Regions from separate parts of the Homo sapiens genome. Here region 2 is linked to region 1. A link is an interaction called in ENCODE POLR2A ChIA-PET data of the cell type or tissue named here. Cell type or tissue: HepG2. All regions are shown on one strand. Each heading gives the region's core, and the rest is flanking DNA. Links, peaks and the distances in the headings are about the cores only. Region 1 holds the start of UGT2B10 (UDP glucuronosyltransferase family 2 member B10). Region 2 holds the start of UGT2A3 (UDP glucuronosyltransferase family 2 member A3).

What was found. ChIA-PET counts read pairs that join two places held together with the same protein. Peaks named below come from ENCODE experiments on the same cell type or tissue, not always from the same donor. Only the 100,000 strongest peaks of a DNase experiment are listed, where the experiment ranks them.
Region 2: POLR2A ChIA-PET joins it to region 1 with 13 read pairs; 2 of 35 experiments call an interaction of 5 or more read pairs at or near these places.

Annotation. Positions count from the first base shown.
Region 1 is chr4:68,811,498-68,819,849 of GRCh38, reverse strand. It overlaps UGT2B10 (UDP glucuronosyltransferase family 2 member B10), which reads right to left and starts at 3,856. Exons shown (of 6, transcript NM_001075.6): 1 at 3,113-3,856; 2 at 1,673-1,821. The coding sequence starts at 3,830. It also overlaps the pseudogene LOC100422189. In HepG2, for the core only: no CTCF peak of the experiment used is centred there; DNase peaks (open chromatin) are centred at 1,699, 2,249, 3,789, 4,070 and 1 weaker place; H3K4me3 peaks cover 2,074 bases.
Region 2 is chr4:68,944,606-68,952,957 of GRCh38, reverse strand. UGT2A3 (UDP glucuronosyltransferase family 2 member A3) reads left to right here and starts at 1,154. Exons shown (of 6, transcript NM_024743.4): 1 at 1,154-1,912; 2 at 7,504-7,652. The coding sequence starts at 1,198. In HepG2, for the core only: no CTCF peak of the experiment used is centred there; DNase peaks (open chromatin) are centred at 1,267, 1,677, 4,427, 4,737 and 1 weaker place; H3K4me3 peaks cover 5,353 bases.

The DNA of each region.
Region 1 (8,352 bases), core at 288-8,287:
TGTTAATTAAAATATATGAAGTTCTTGTATTCCTTCGAAAAGAATATAATCTTATATGCTGACGGAATTTTTTTTCGTATTGAAATTAAGGGCACTATTCAGAAACAAGTGGCAGAAATTATTTGGTCTTTATTATACATGCATTGTTCATTATCTCTGTGCTTCTCTGTCAGACACCTATGATGTCAAGACGAGTTCCCCCAGGAAGCTTTATTGAGTGGCCTGTCATAAGGCAGAAATCATCTGCTCTAATAGGATATGTTTATGCTCTAAAATGTAAAATTCTGGGATCTCAATGCAGAATGATTTAAATGCTTTATTAAAATCATGTGAACCCTGTGTTTGTCTGCACATATTTGAGGCACACATTTATATTGTTGAGGAAGTGTTTTAAGCTGGAATACTGGTGAAGATCCTTATTACTTATGGAAGAATTTTAAAATTTCAACTAGCTTATCTTGCTGTCACAACTGATATGTCTACTTTTAATCAAGTCCAAGGGTATCTGTCATCTATGACATTCCAAGACAATATAACCTTGATGTGCTGAATAATCTGGTTCTCTTAAATGAGGAATGATATCTCAAGTGACATGCACATGTTAAGTAGTTAGTAGTATTAGTAATAAAATAACCATAATTGCAAAATTAATAACATTTCTGAGTCACTGACTATATGCCAGAGACATTTTAAGTGTTTTGTCTGTGTTAATATTTTTTTCCACACAACACAATATGAAGTTGGCACTATTTTTGTAAATGTAGGCATAATTATTTCTATCAACAGTGTAGTCCACTTTTTCATCATCTGCTACCTGAATCCATGGAAAATTTCCTGAATGTTTCGGTCTTTACAGTCTGGCCCTTCTGCAATTTAATCCATTGAATATCTTGGAGGCTTTTCTTATAAAAAGAATCATTTCATATATCCTTATTTCTGAACTCTTTTTAGGATGTTTTCAATGTTCTTAATAAATATTTCAACTCCTAATACGTATCTGGCTCTAATTTACCTTTTAGGGTCATCTGATTCTTAATCATTCCCTGCAAACTAAACCTGAGGACTTGAGAACTGTCCTGACCACTTTATCTGCTTTCCCTTTTTGTCTGTCTCTCCCCACCATTCTTTTCCCTATTCCTGCATATTGTTCAGCTCTCATCGTACTCATCAGTGACTCCAGGATACTTTCTATTATCTCCACTGATGCTTTCTTAGCATTGGGTTTTTTTCTTGAGATAATAGTTTTTATATAATATTCATTACTTACTTATATTCTATATTTCAAAGTAGAATGTAAGGTATGTAGGGACAGAAACTGTGTCTATTTTTTTTCTCTGAAAATTGTGCACTTACCTGTGTTTTGTGATAATCTCTTTGTAAATATTCTTTGAATGAATGACCAATACCTTCTTAGGTGTTGCATAATCAAGACTTTAATTTAACCAACCCTATTTTCAAAGTTTCTTTAGTATTCCTCTCTATTTGTAACATGCATAAAACTCACATACGTGTGATGGTATTAACATGTACATGAGTTTCTAATTGGTATCTGCTTTACCCCACCTACTTCCCATCTTTTTCAGTGTTAGTCAAACACTCTGAATGAAGACTATACAGTCATTTCTACTGAAATTTGAAGCCAACAAAATAAAACCAACGAAAGTATGTTTACCTTAGGTAGGGGTTTGGCAGGTTTGCAGTGGAGTCCTCCAACAAAATCAACATTTGGTAAGAATGGATGAGGAAATTTAAAATTCCAGGAGTTTCGCATAAGCCATATGTCAGCTTTCCTCATTGTCTCAGATAATGTAGTGGGTCTTCCTGATAGGAATAAAGAAAAGAAGAAGTGGATGACATAAGATAATTACTTTATGTAATTTTCTGAAAGGGGTTAGAATAATGCAGGCAAAAATGTTGGTAAAGTTTGTGTGCTTTGAAAAATATGTACATATATTCATATATAGGAATAATTTATTTTTTATGTATTCTATATTTTGCCCTTGTTTATTTATAAGAAAGGCAAAGTAGTGGGAGAATTATGAGGTTAAGCTACATCTCTAATGTCATGTCAGTATACTCACAATTATTAAAATAAGTCATAGAGAATTAAACATCAATTTATTTTCTCTTTAAAGCTTCAATAGTAGCCTCTAGATATTTAAACAAATCTTTGAGCTCCATAATCAATTAATTCTACAGTAACCATAGAAACAATTTTCTAACAAATAGTCTAGTTTACACAACTCATTAAGCTAATCCTTTTATCTTTGGTTCTTCAAGTTAACTGTGGACTATTTTGTGAGTATGGCTGAAATCATTGTACCAACTACTCATTTGGATCCAAGCTAAGATCTTAATAATATTAAGTAAAAATATTTGTAAATTATAGCTAGAAATTTTTGAGAAATTATTGAAATAGAGATCTGTACTCGACCATAATCAGTCTCGTATTTTTAAATAAAGAGACATAGTTTCAAATAAACTATATAGATATAACAACCTTCACACTTCAACAAGATGATTGGACTTTAAATAAAAGATTTCCAATTATTTAGTGAAGGAGTATAGAAACATTTGAAACTTCAAATTACCCTTATTGATTTTTGCATCTGAGATATAGACATTATCTCTCTCTACTGTGAAGACAACCTCCTGGTAACATGGGAACATCTTTTAATTTCTAAATAAGACAACTGAGATTTAGAAGGAAAAATTTCTGCAGTTATATAGATAGTTGTAGAAAAATGTGTAATTACTCATTCTAAATCTATGCATTCGGTTAGATGTTACTTGACGGATCTTGCTGTTTTTAAGATCTGAAACATTCTATAGTAAAACAGATATATAATTGCTTAAAGTCTTAGGTGTACTAATATATAGGTTTATGATTTCCTGGGGTGTTCTGTATGAGTGATGGTCACAGCGTTTTCACTGACCCTATAATTTAAGCTTTTCTATAATATTTGTGAGATTGGTAGATCATCTTGTATTTTCATTTCATAAATTCATTTACCAAAAACTCCACTTCCCTGACTTTATGGCTTTATGCAAGTTGTGCTTCAAAGACACAAATAAGTTAGAGCTTCATGTTACTAATTGAAAAAAATCTTACCTAAAACTTCACTGTAAAACTGATCCCACTTCTTCATATTAAATATTTGGAACCAAAAGTCAAAATAAAGCACATAGAGCATATTTTTTACCCTCTCCATGAAAGTCATTTGATCACTTAATTTTGACATAACAACAGGTACGTAGGAAGGAGGGAAAATAAATCCTCCACTGTGCCTTTCAAATGAGTAGCCAGGACTGAAGCTGTGACTGTACACAAAGGGTATGTTAAATAGCTCAGCCAGCAGCTCACCACAGGGTAAATAAGCATCTGCAAAAACGATGTCAAATCTTGACTCTTGTAGTTTTTTCATAAGTTTCTTATTTGAAACTACATCTTTACAGAAGTTTCTAATTATGTCATTAATTGCCCACAGGATTTCTTGTTCTTGTGAAAAAGGTAACCAAAATGTATCTTTTTGAATTTCTGACAATCTCTTAACCAATTGCATGATGATATTCTCAAATTCAGTTTTAGTTAAAGATGTAGGATAAACTTCAAGTTTAAGAGTGGATGAGTCGTTGGGATCAAAAAGAATGGAAGCTGAAGATGCCAGTACAGTCACCTCATGACCTCTCTGAACAAGTTCTTTCAGGATTGTCTTCATATTCATCCAAAGGCTGTATTCTGCGGCCCATACCAGCACCTTTCCACAACTCCCAGAGCTAAAGTAAAAACTGAGTTGTATCAGCAGAACTGTAGTCCATTTCAGAGCCATCCTTGTGCAATGTGATAATTCTTTTCCAGTCACTGTTTCTTTCTCATACTTATATACAGAGATAAATCAATCAAGTTAAAACATAACTCCTTCAATTCAAAGTAAATACATTATATGAGCATCCTGAGTACATGGATGGCAAGGAGACAAAGTTCGATTACTTCATATTTACTCAAGGATGTTTGATGTTTCTTTTATGTTTATATTTGGTGTCATCCACCTAAGTTTAATGACCTTGCAAATATCGTGTTTTATATAATGTATTTTATAATAGTGTCAAGAACAGTGGCAAGTGAGAGAGTCCTGCAGGCCCCTTGACACAGAATGAGAGATGAAGTAATTATACAATGCAAATAGAATTTTTGAATATCTTGGTTCAAGGAATATTTTGTAAAACTTTGTTGAAGTATAATTCACATACCATATGATTCATGAATGATTATTTAAAATTAAATATTTCCTAGTAAATTCACAGACTTGTGCATCCAACATAGCAATCAGTTTTATCTAAAAAAAAAAAAAATCCTGTATATTAACTGTCATCTCCCCACCTGAATTTCTGCACCCACACTGTACTGGGCAACCAGTAATCTAATTTCTGCCTCTACAAATATGCCTATTCAGGATCTTTTTAAAAATAAATGAAACTATATAATATGTGGTCTTTTGTGGCTGGCTACTTTTATTTAGTTTAATGTTTTTAAAGGACCATCCATAGAATAGTGTATATAAGGATTTCATTTTTATTGCTTTTTATCAGATGCTACTTATAAGCAGAAATTATTTATTCATTTTTCAGTGGATGGACATTGATTTTCTTCCACTTTTGGCCATTATAAATAGCGTTCACATTTTTATTGCCAAATAGTATCAGATGCTACTTATAAACACAATTTATTTATTCATTCATTTATCAGTGTACGGACATTGTTTTTCTTCCACTTTTGGCCATTATGAATAGCGTTGATTAACATTGATGTACATGCTTTCTGTAGACATGTTTTTATTTTTCTTGGGTATATGCCTAGAAAGGCAATTATTGAATTATGTGGTAAATATATGTGTAAACTTTTGAGGAATTGCTAGACTTTTTCACAGTGGGTGAATAATTTTCTATTCTCACCAACAATGTATGAGAGTTTCAGTGTCTCCACCAACTTGCCAAACCTCATCTTTCAAATAACAAAAAAGGTTATTTTCTATTTTAATTCATTAACACACTCTAACAGACACAAAGAAAGGAAAGTTTCCTTCCACATATTGGAGGGAAAAGGGAATAAATTAACCACTAACTTACCTAATACTTCACTGTAAAACTGATCACACTTCTTTTTGTTAAAATTATCAAATGCAAAGTTAAAATGAAGAAAATGCAAAAGATTTTTCATCTTTCTGTAAATGTATTTTGGTACTAAGTTCTGACATGACAACAGCTACATCAGAAGGAGGTAATGAAAGTCCTCCACAGAGTTCTTGGTACATACTGCCAGTTGTAAATGGATGATAGTAGACCAAATGTATAACAAATGTTTAACAGATTAAGCTGTTCAGATAGCAGCTCACTAATGAGAAATGACATCTGCAAGAATGACATAAATTCTGGAATCTTGTTGTTCCTTATAAGTTTCTTGTTCAAAACAGCATACTCACAGAGCTTTTGAACAGTATCAGAACATTCATAATATGTGTTTTTTGTATCTTTGAATCATATGCCAAAATGTACTCTTTGGAAACTTGTATGTCCATATCTTGATCAATTTCATAAAAATGAAATCAAGTTCATTCTCAGTAAAAGATGTGGGATAAACCTCAAATTTAACAGCAAATTGTTGGAATCAATGAGGATGGAAGCTGAAGGTGACAAGCACAGTTACCTCTTGGTGTTTCTGAGCAAGTTCATCAAGTATCATTATTAAATTGATATAAAGACTGTATTTCACTGGCCACACCAGCACATTCTCACAGGACTCAGAGCTAGAATACAACTGTCAGCATAAGAAACAAAAAAGCCCATTTCTTAGACAACTTGTTAAAATGCTATCTTTCTTTCTAACTTTCTCTAACTTGGTACATATCAATGTCAATCAATGTCACAATGATTTAAGTGTTGACAATAGAGTTTTTGGAAAGCAAGAGAATAAAGAAAAGGATGAATGATTTTGTGTTTGTATGTGTGAATAATAAATTTATTGTTATTTGCTTATTGTAAATGTGGCTGTCTCCAGAACAAGAGATAATTTAATTGTATATAAAGAGTTTCTAGTATAAGAAAGCATCATTCTGTCAACAATGAGGCAGTGGTGTGATCTATTCTTATTTATCTAAACATTCTCAAATAGAATATCTTCATTTTCTCTATGTAGTTTCACACTTATTATATTAGCTTCATTTCATGTTCCTTGACATTGTTTTTCTGACTGTAGAAATTCCTTTTATTTTTATCCAAACAGATATGTTTTAAGTACAATTACAGTTACTTTGTTTCATTTGAAAATATTTTGTCTAAATCACAATAATATCCTTTTCTGAATATTTGCAACATTGCTTACATTTCTCAGTCTTAGAAAATATTTATCTTCTAAATGCCTACTACTTAACTTGTTTCACAGATTGCCTTGTAATTCAGGCAAGTTGTACTTTTAAAAAGTCTAAATAGAAATTTACATCAAGTAGAATTAGGAAGGAAAAGATGCATGTCACAAAATAGAGATATTTGTTTTTATTCTATTAATAATCTGTTAATCTGAAATGAGGTAAATCTTTCTTAAAAAGATATTTGAACACAGTTTCTGAGCAAATATTGCCTGGAGAGTGGCAATATTGTTCAATATTTTCAATGTCCTTGAGTGCAGGCATTATGTGTCACCCAGATTTCCCTTTTGGGAATATAGAAATTACTTTCCAGCTGATGAAGTGATGAACAACTGACATACCTCACCTATAAGCTCTCTCTCTCAGTACATCTCTGCTGAAAGCTATCTAGTATGTAGTGACTTTTCCAAGACAGCCAATATCCAATGCCTGGTCACATGTAGGACTCTAAAGGCCCATTCTCCTCATTTCAACTTGGACCAACTCTGAAGGGCTAACTTAGCTTCAGAATTTCCAGTGGGTGAGATGAAACCTATGCTGAGACTGCATGTCTTAGCATGCTCAGGGTGCTATATAGAAAAATACCATACATTGGCTAGCTTACAGACAACAAACATTTATTTGTCACAGTTCTTGAGGCTGAAAGATTCACCATCAAGATGCTGGTATTGGGCATTCCTCCAAGATGGCAACCCATCACCATGTCTTAATGGGGAAAATAGATGAATGAGTTATTGTGAGCATATTTTTCAAAAGAATTAATTCCATTAAAGAGGACTCTGCCTTCATGACATAAACACCTCCTAAAAGGTTCTGTCTGCTAATACAATCATTTTGGTTATAAGAATTTTAACATATTAATTTTGGGGGCACTCAGACATTCAAACTATTGCACTGAATTATGTACTATTTTGTTCCACTGTCCAATCTTGCTTCCTACTTTTTCACAGATGTTATTTTCAAGAAATCTCCCTAATTATCTCCCTCAAAAAATATTCAGCTTAGAGTCTACTTCTTGGAAGCACCCAACATTTGATAATATGTACCAAGAGAGGTCAGAAAAAAAGAACAGACAACAAAATGAGATTTTAGAGTTGGATCATACACTACCAGTTGTAATGAGAATCCTATCACTATTGGTACAGAGAACACAAATAGCCCCTGGAATGTGATAATTTAAATTTTTCATACTTTCAGTAATGGTAAATTATGCTGGTAGTATTTTGAAAGGGAAAGCTTTACTTATTAGGATATATCACAAATTTATCAATATGGGAAAAGTAGAAATTATGACCACAATAGAGGCAAATGTTTTTTTCTGCAGAATTAATGCTTGGGAGAAAATAATGGAAGAGTGAGGACCAATAACCATCAAATTAAGGCAAACGGTGAAAGCCAGAAGTCTCCTTGGAAGTGTTACCAGAAAAAGGGGTCTAGATTCAGACACCAAGAGAAGGTTATTGGATTCCACACAGTAAGGAATTCAAGGTCAGTCACAGAGTGCAATGAGAAGACAATTCATTGAAAGCTATGACATTACAGAGTAGGGCATCCTCAGAAGGCAAGGAGTTGAATGCAACACCTTTGTTTTAAGTTTTTCTTATGTAGGAGTCTCATCTCTGTAAAGGTTAATTAAGCTGTGTCTAGTTGTGGGTGGTCAGACAACAGGACAAAACTGATTATTCTATTTATGCCAAGAAAACTATCCTTGACACTTTCTTGTGTGAATACATCAAAACATAACTGTTATTATCTTGAAATCATGTATCGTTTTGGGTATTGGGACATCTGGACTCTTCATTGCAGGTGTGTGTGTTTATAGGGAGCTGAACTTAAAATCACATTACTCTGTCTCTCCTCAGCTCCTGCTTCCCTAACTGCAGCATATACAGAGACTCTCACTTCATGTAGAAGCACCCGGTCCCCACCA
Region 2 (8,352 bases), core at 93-8,092, 130 kb before region 1:
ATTTTTTGTTCACATCTACATACAGTTGTTGAAAATTTGAACAGTAACTACAGGAAAAATAACCCAGTTAGATGATATTGATTCTGAAAACTGCTCTAAGTTTTGTGCATAATATTTTACCTAATGTCATTATCAAACTTCTGCTTATTAAGACAGAAACCACAACCATGTCTTTTCTCCTACACATTTTTTCCTATCTCAGATATTATCAGTAAATTCAAATTTTAAATTAATTTCTTGCATTTAACTATTAACAATTTATGTTTCATTCTATTAGGTTGACATGTCTCAGTAACTAATATATAATTTTTATCGTTTTCCCTGTTTTAAACTCTTACCTTTACATACCACTCTGTGTTGAGATGCAAGAGTTTCTTGCTAAAGAAAAGGTTGATCTTGTGACTATCCTTTAAAACTTGAGTAAATAATTATTTGCCTATAAATTATGATTCAAACTCATAATTTTTTATTTAAAATTATGTTCTCCAATTTCAAACTAACTTTCTTCTGTAACGTCCTGCTCTGAACTTTCTCTGTGACCACTACTCACTGGAATGATTTTCAAATATCCTATACTTTTGTATGCTTCTATCGATTGTGAAATGCTTCCTTTGGCAACAGTAAATCCTATCAAAGCTTTCATCTCACCTCCTAAGTCAAATGCCTTATTAAAGCTTTTATTATTTCATATTAAAGCAATTGTGCATTTTCCCCTCTGAAATACTGAACACTTTGTACTTATTATATAAAATTAGTCAAAATAGTTACCCAAACTCTCTAAGTATATTCTCAGTAAACCTTTGTATTGTCCTTGTGAGCAAGGGATGTGAAACATGTGCTGTCCTAAACCATCTGATGCCTTGGACTTAGTGTGGAATGAATGTAAGTGTGATTGTGTGCATGTTTCTGCACATGAATTATTAAATCTAAAGACTTGAAAAATTTTTTTCTTTATCATCAATCCAGGTAATAAAAGTATATTTATGTATTTTATTTCTAAGTTCTAGAGGGTTGGAACAACTTTTCCCTGATACATTGCATTTTTTTGATACCTTCAGTACATGTTAAACTGGCAACCACCAGTGAACTTTACTCTTAAAATATTAATTTTTAACTTCTGTGCTTATATTGTCATTTCAACTCCTTGCTTAGTAACTACAAAACCATTGCAGATCAGTGTGTGAGGGAACTGCCATCATGAGGTCTGACAAGTCAGCTTTGGTATTTCTGCTCCTGCAGCTCTTCTGTGTTGGCTGTGGATTCTGTGGGAAAGTCCTGGTGTGGCCCTGTGACATGAGCCATTGGCTTAATGTCAAGGTCATTCTAGAAGAGCTCATAGTGAGAGGCCATGAGGTAACAGTATTGACTCACTCAAAGCCTTCGTTAATTGACTACAGGAAGCCTTCTGCATTGAAATTTGAGGTGGTCCATATGCCACAGGACAGAACAGAAGAAAATGAAATATTTGTTGACCTAGCTCTGAATGTCTTGCCAGGCTTATCAACCTGGCAATCAGTTATAAAATTAAATGATTTTTTTGTTGAAATAAGAGGAACTTTAAAAATGATGTGTGAGAGCTTTATCTACAATCAGACGCTTATGAAGAAGCTACAGGAAACCAACTACGATGTAATGCTTATAGACCCTGTGATTCCCTGTGGAGACCTGATGGCTGAGTTGCTTGCAGTCCCTTTTGTGCTCACACTTAGAATTTCTGTAGGAGGCAATATGGAGCGAAGCTGTGGGAAACTTCCAGCTCCACTTTCCTATGTACCTGTGCCTATGACAGGACTAACAGACAGAATGACCTTTCTGGAAAGAGTAAAAAATTCAATGCTTTCAGTTTTGTTCCACTTCTGGATTCAGGATTACGACTATCATTTTTGGGAAGAGTTTTATAGTAAGGCATTAGGTAAGACACTTTTGTTTTATTTTTAATTTAGTTATCAAAAGAAATATTTTTAAAAATTGTCATACATTGTCTATGACATATATATGCAGGTCAATGAGTTTTTTTAGAAAATGTTGTAGCTGTTTTTCATAAAGAAAGTGTATTTGTTCTAAGCGTAAGATAACCTACTTTCTTAATACCAGTAATATACTTAAAAATGATCATCAATAACTAAGAGATTATATTTTGTATTTCCTCCAAATAGCGCAAATCAACATCACATATTTTTGAGAATCACTGATTGTTAGTCTGAATTTTATAGAATTTCTATTGAAATAAAATGCTAATCATTATTTTCTCTCTCATCATGTATTTAAGAAAATCTTCAGAAGGTCTTCTTTGAATTAATTTTTCAAGAGTCATTAAATTGAACATTTTCTAGAATTCTTTAATTTCTTAGGTGATTACTTCACAAAAACTTGAAAAAATATTATAAAAAGTTAAAAGACTTACGGTCTTGTGGGGCATAAGATAGTAGAATTTTTACTTTACTGATATACACCTACTTGACTTATTTTTATTTCCTTGCTTTACTGATAAAAAGTTGTTTTGCTTTGCAATTTTCATATAGTTGTGATCAGAGCTGGTCAATGCAAGACATGTTTTTATCCAAATATGTTTGAGAATTATGTAGAAACATGAAAAAAGGTACAATTATATTCGACACTAAAATATTGTTTAATGTATTCCAACGAATTCTTATGCATAGACTGTTTCACAGAACTAATATTCAGAGGATCCCAGTTCAAATGTCCTTAGCCTTAGACATGATTTGAATTTACATGTATTGATTTGCTTTAAATAATTTTCCATTCAGTAAGCTGTGCCTAGCTGCAGATAGCCTACCAGGCTTTATGGATCTAGGTAAACAATACAAATCTCTTGGCCTCAAGTCTACATTCAGATATTAATTTAAAGGGGTACAGCTATATAGAGGTCACTGGCAAATTTTGGTAAAATAGGATTATAGTAAAAGCCCCCTGACAAGATTGAAATTTAAAATAAAACAAAAGTGTTATCAAAGGGGTGAAAGAGCATTTTCCAATAAACAAAAGTGGGTTCTGGCCATGCATTCAGAAATTCCCCAACAATTCTTTAAAAATCATGGAGCAGCTTGATATATAAGAAATTCATTTAATAACTATATTTATTATGTAGCTCCAACTTACTAAATTATTGATTATTATATATTTTATAGAATTATCTATTGTGAGTCTAAATCAAGAGTATATATTCAAACAACTATAGGAAAAGGGATATCAGTCAATTTCAATTCAAGGATTTATTTCCATAAGTGCTTACGCACAGGTGTATTTCATTTTATTATACATTGCTTTATTGTCCTTCACAAAAATTGCAATTTACAAATTAAAGGTTTTTGAAAACCTTGAGTCAAGCTAATCAATTTGGCGTAATATTTCCAACAGCAAGTGTGTACTTTTGACTCTATCACATATTGGCATTTATCATGCTTTTTCAAATTTTTCATTGTTATATCTGTTACGGTGATCTGGGATCAGTGTTCCTTGATGGTTACACGTTTATTAGCTTGGGGGCACCTTGATGTGTTACAATATAAGACAGCAAACTTAATTATAAATGTTGTGCATGTACTAACTGCTCCGCTGATTCGTTTCCCCATCCCACTTCTTCTTAGGCCTCCCTATTCCCTGAGACACAGTAATATAACATACAATGACTTCTAAATGTTCCAGTGAAAAGAAAAGTAGCAGGTCTCTCAATTTAAACCAAAAATATAAAGGAATAAGTTTAATGAGTACTATAGTTTAGATATGGTTTGCTTGACCCTACAAAATCCTGTGTTGAAATTTGATCACCAATATTGGAGGTGGGGCTTGATGGGAAGTGTTAGGGTCATGAGGGTAGATTCCTTATGAGTACATTAATGCTCTCCCTGGGGAAATGGGTGAGTTCGTTCTCACTCTATTAGGTCCCAGGAGAGATAATTATTAAAAAGAGCCAGGAACATCCACCTTCTTTCTCTTGCATATCTCTCATTATCTGATCCCTGCACTTGCTGGCTCCCAACATCTTCTTCAATGAGTGGAGGAAACCAGAGGTCTTCACCAGACACAGATGTTGGTGCCATGCCTCTTGTATACCATGAAGAATTGTGAGCCAAATAAAAACCTTTTTCTTTTACAAATTAGACAGCCTCAGTTGTTCCTTTGTAGCAACAAAAAAAGCCTGGGACAGGCCAAAAACTACACCATTGCACCAAACAGTTAAACAAGATGTGAGTGCAAAGGAAAAGTTTTTGGAGGAAATTAAAAGTGCTACTCCAGTGTACATACAAATGATAAGAACAAATAACCATTATCAGTGCTGATATGGAGAAAATTTTAGTTGTCTGGAGAGAAAATCAAATTAGCTAGCTAGCTGCAGTGATTCATATCTGTAATCCCAGTAACTTGGGAGGCTCAGGTGGGAGAACGGCTTGAGCCCAGAAGTTTGAAGTCCAAGGCTGCAGTGAGCTATGATTGCTCCACTGCACTCCAACCTAGGTGATAGAGCAAAACCACTACCAAAAAAAAAAAAAAAAAAAAGAAAAAAAAGAAAAGAAAAAAAATTAAACCAACCACAACATCACCTTAGGTTTTGGCATTAGCTAAAAACTAATACATAGTAAAGCGTTAACTATTCAATTGCATGAAGCCTCAGAGAGGAGAGGAAGATGCAGAAAAAAAGACTGAAGCTAGTAGAGGTTGACTAATGAGGTTTACAGGAATAAACTGCCTACATGATGCAAAAGTTCAATGTGAAGCAATAGGAAGTCATGCAGAAGACTTAGCTAATATACTCAGTAAATGTGGCTACAGTAAACAAATGATTTTCAATGTAGACCTAACAGCCTTCTGTTGGAAGAAGATGCCATTTAAAACTTTCATAGCTAGAGAAGAGAAGTCAATGCTTGTCTTTGAAGCTACAAAAAACAGGCTGAATCTCTTGTAGTGGCTAATGCAGCTGATGACAAAGGTAAAGCCAATGCCCATTTACTTTTTGTAATAATTATAGAGGACTCTTAATAATTATGTTAAATCTACTTTGCCTGTGTTATATCAATGGAACAACAAAGCCTGGATGATATCACATTGGTATATGACATGGCTTATTGAATATTTTAAGCACACTGTTGAGACCTATTGCTCAAAAAAGAGGATTCCTTTCAAAATATTGCTGCTCATTGACAATTCACATGGTCAACAAAGGGCTCTGATTAAGATGTACAGATATTAATGTTTGCCTGCTTGCTATTATTACATCCATCTTACATGCCATGGATCATATAGCCTTGACTTTCAAGTCTTATGTAAGAAATATATTTTGTAAGGCTATAGCTCTTACTAATGGGGAAAGTATATTGAAAACCTTTTCAAAAGGATTTTTCATTCTAGATTCCATTAAGAACATTCATGGTTCATGAGAGGAAGTCAACATATTAACATTAACAAGAGTTTGGAAAAAATTTGATTCTAACTCTCCTGGATGATTTTGAGGGATTGAAGACATCATGTGAAGAATTAACTGGGGATGGGGTGGTCATGAAAAAAGAAATAGAATTATAAGTGGGCCTGAAGGTTTGTCTAAATTGCTATAATATCATGATAAAACTAAAACCTGTAAAACCGGTGAGGAGGTGCTTTTTAAACAGTTACTTTTTATAGATGAACACAGAAATTGGTTTTGTGAGTTGGAATCTTCTCCGAGTGAAAATGCTATGAACATTGTTGAAATGGCTACAAATGACTTAGAATATTACACAAAATTAGTAGATAAGGCAGCATCAAGGTTTGAGAGAATGGACTCAAATTTTGAAAGAAATTCTACTATGGGTAAACTGCTGTGAAACATCATCATATGCTACAGAGAAATCTTTCATGAAAAGATGAGTCAATTCATGCAACAATCTTTGTTGTCTAATTTTAAAAATTGTCCAGCTGCCCTGATCAATCAACAGTAATCAGCACTGAGGCAAGACCCTACACCAGAAAAAATAAAAATAAAAAACCTCACTTGCTGAAGACTCAGCTTATTATTAGCACTTTTTAGCCATACTTTTAACTAAGGTATGTGCATTCCTTTTTAAACGTGATGATATTGCACAGCTAATAGCCTACAAGGTATGGTTAACATAACTTTTATATGTCCTGGGACCCAAATTTGTGTGAATCACTTTATTGGCATATTCCTTTTATTGAGATGAACTGCAACTTATCTTGCAATATCTCCAAGATATGTGTGTATGGCATTTCAAATAAGATGTGAAATTATTTTATTAGTATAAAAAGCAAATTTAATTTTCTTTCCTTTGATCATCTTTATCCTTGTTACTGTGTATTTATCCTTTAAACATTGAATGACTCCAATTGTTTAAAACTGAGTCTTTCTTAAATGAGTCCTAATATCATAGTAATTAAAATCACCTACAAGTTGGTAATGCAGGCAGCATGTGAGGCACAGAAAACAACAAATTTATAAGACATAAATGCATTTGCTTGGAAGCTGAGAGAAGGCTCTATTCTAATTTCTGATAACTTCAAACTGAGTATCTTCAGTAAAATTTATTCACTATCAAATTCAAGGCGTTTGGATTTATGACCTAGGAAAAAACTTCAAACATTAAAATGTGATGACCTTAAAAAGAGGCTCTCCACACTATGGTGTATAACACCACCAACTTTGATTAGAATTTTAAAGAGAAACAAATTCTCTTATGGAGTTTATCTTTTTATCACTTGCAAAATATGTTTTTGTAAAGAGATACTAATTACTTAGTTATTTGTAGTTAGCCATTCTTCTGATTAAAAACCTAAAATTAAATCTTGAAAATGTGTTTTCCTTCAAAACACATCATTTGAGAGAAACACTAAAGTAAGTGTATGATTATCATAGCATGTACATAGGTGCTTCACAACCCAAAAAGAATATTGTCATGGGTAAGAATCAGTAAAGGAATTTCTCCTAATAAAACAGTAGCCTATTAATTAAAGTAATGATATGCAATACAGCAAGTTAAAGGGAACTGATCCTGGTGGGATTATTGAAAGATATACCCTTGACTATAGATTAGAAAATACAGAGATGTTATTTAGTGAAGATATTGTGGTACTCATTTATCATCTGCAATTCACTTGCAGAGGAAAAAATGAGTAATAAATTCATTTGCATTTTGGATTTGTGTCTTTAAGTTGTGAAAATACACTTAAATATAACCATCTGTCCTTTGCTCCTTCCTTCCTTCCTTCCTTCTTTCCTTCCTTCCTTCCTTCTTTCCATCCTTCCCTCCCTCCATCCTTCCTTCCTTCCTTTCTTCCTTCCCTCCTTTCTTTCTCTGTCCTTCCTTCTTTTTTCCTTTCTTTCTTTTTTCTTCTTTATTATTTCATTAATTCCCCCTTCCATTTGACGTCTAAAAGCCATGTTGTTCTAGAGGACTTAAACTTATTTTTTTCTTAATAGCTTACTGAAAAATTAGTGATACAATTTTTTATTTGAATTGTATGCTAATTCATTCTGTTATTTCTTTTATTGAGGAAGGCCCACTACATTATGTGAGACTGTGGGAAAAGCTGAGATATGGCTAATACGAACATATTGGGATTTTGAATTTCCTCAACCATACCAACCTAACTTTGAGTTTGTTGGAGGATTGCACTGTAAACCTGCCAAAGCTTTGCCTAAGGTAGGACTATTGTATTAAGGAATATTATGTACTTTATGACATGACTTGTTTTCCCTTGAAAGATTACAACCTTAGTTATAGAAGGATGATGTTGAATGTCTTCTGTTTGCAGCTCCATATTTATTTTCCATGCCACAGGGGCTCTTATAGGTGATTATATGTCTTTTCGGTATTATATTGAGAAAGTAGGCAGAAGAATGTCATGATTAGAATAGATTTTAAAATACTAGTATTACAATAGTTTGGATAATAAATTGAATTAATAGGGAATTGGAGCCATGAAGATCACTAAAAAGAATGCTCTAGCCTTTCTCACAATCAAATTGGGCTTATGAACAAGGATATTTGTCATGATAGTACAGAAATAAGCATATTTTCATGAGACATATTGGATATATTCCACAGGAGTTGGTGAGTGAGAGAAAATAAGTGATGAAGGAAGACAAAGAATAAAAGAAAATTTCAATAAATGGAAAGTTTAAGTGTTTAATGATAGTGATGACTTTTACTCAAATAAGTGCTTAGAAGTCATCTTGTTTGTGATTTATATGATGAATTCTGTGTTGTGACTATCCACTTTGAGCTCGTGAGAATGTTAGGTGAGGTTTAATAAAAGCCATTTGAGAAAAACAAGGTTTCAACCTCTGTGGACAGAAATCTAAATATCGATAGTTATCAGGACAAAGTAGAGCTCATAGAA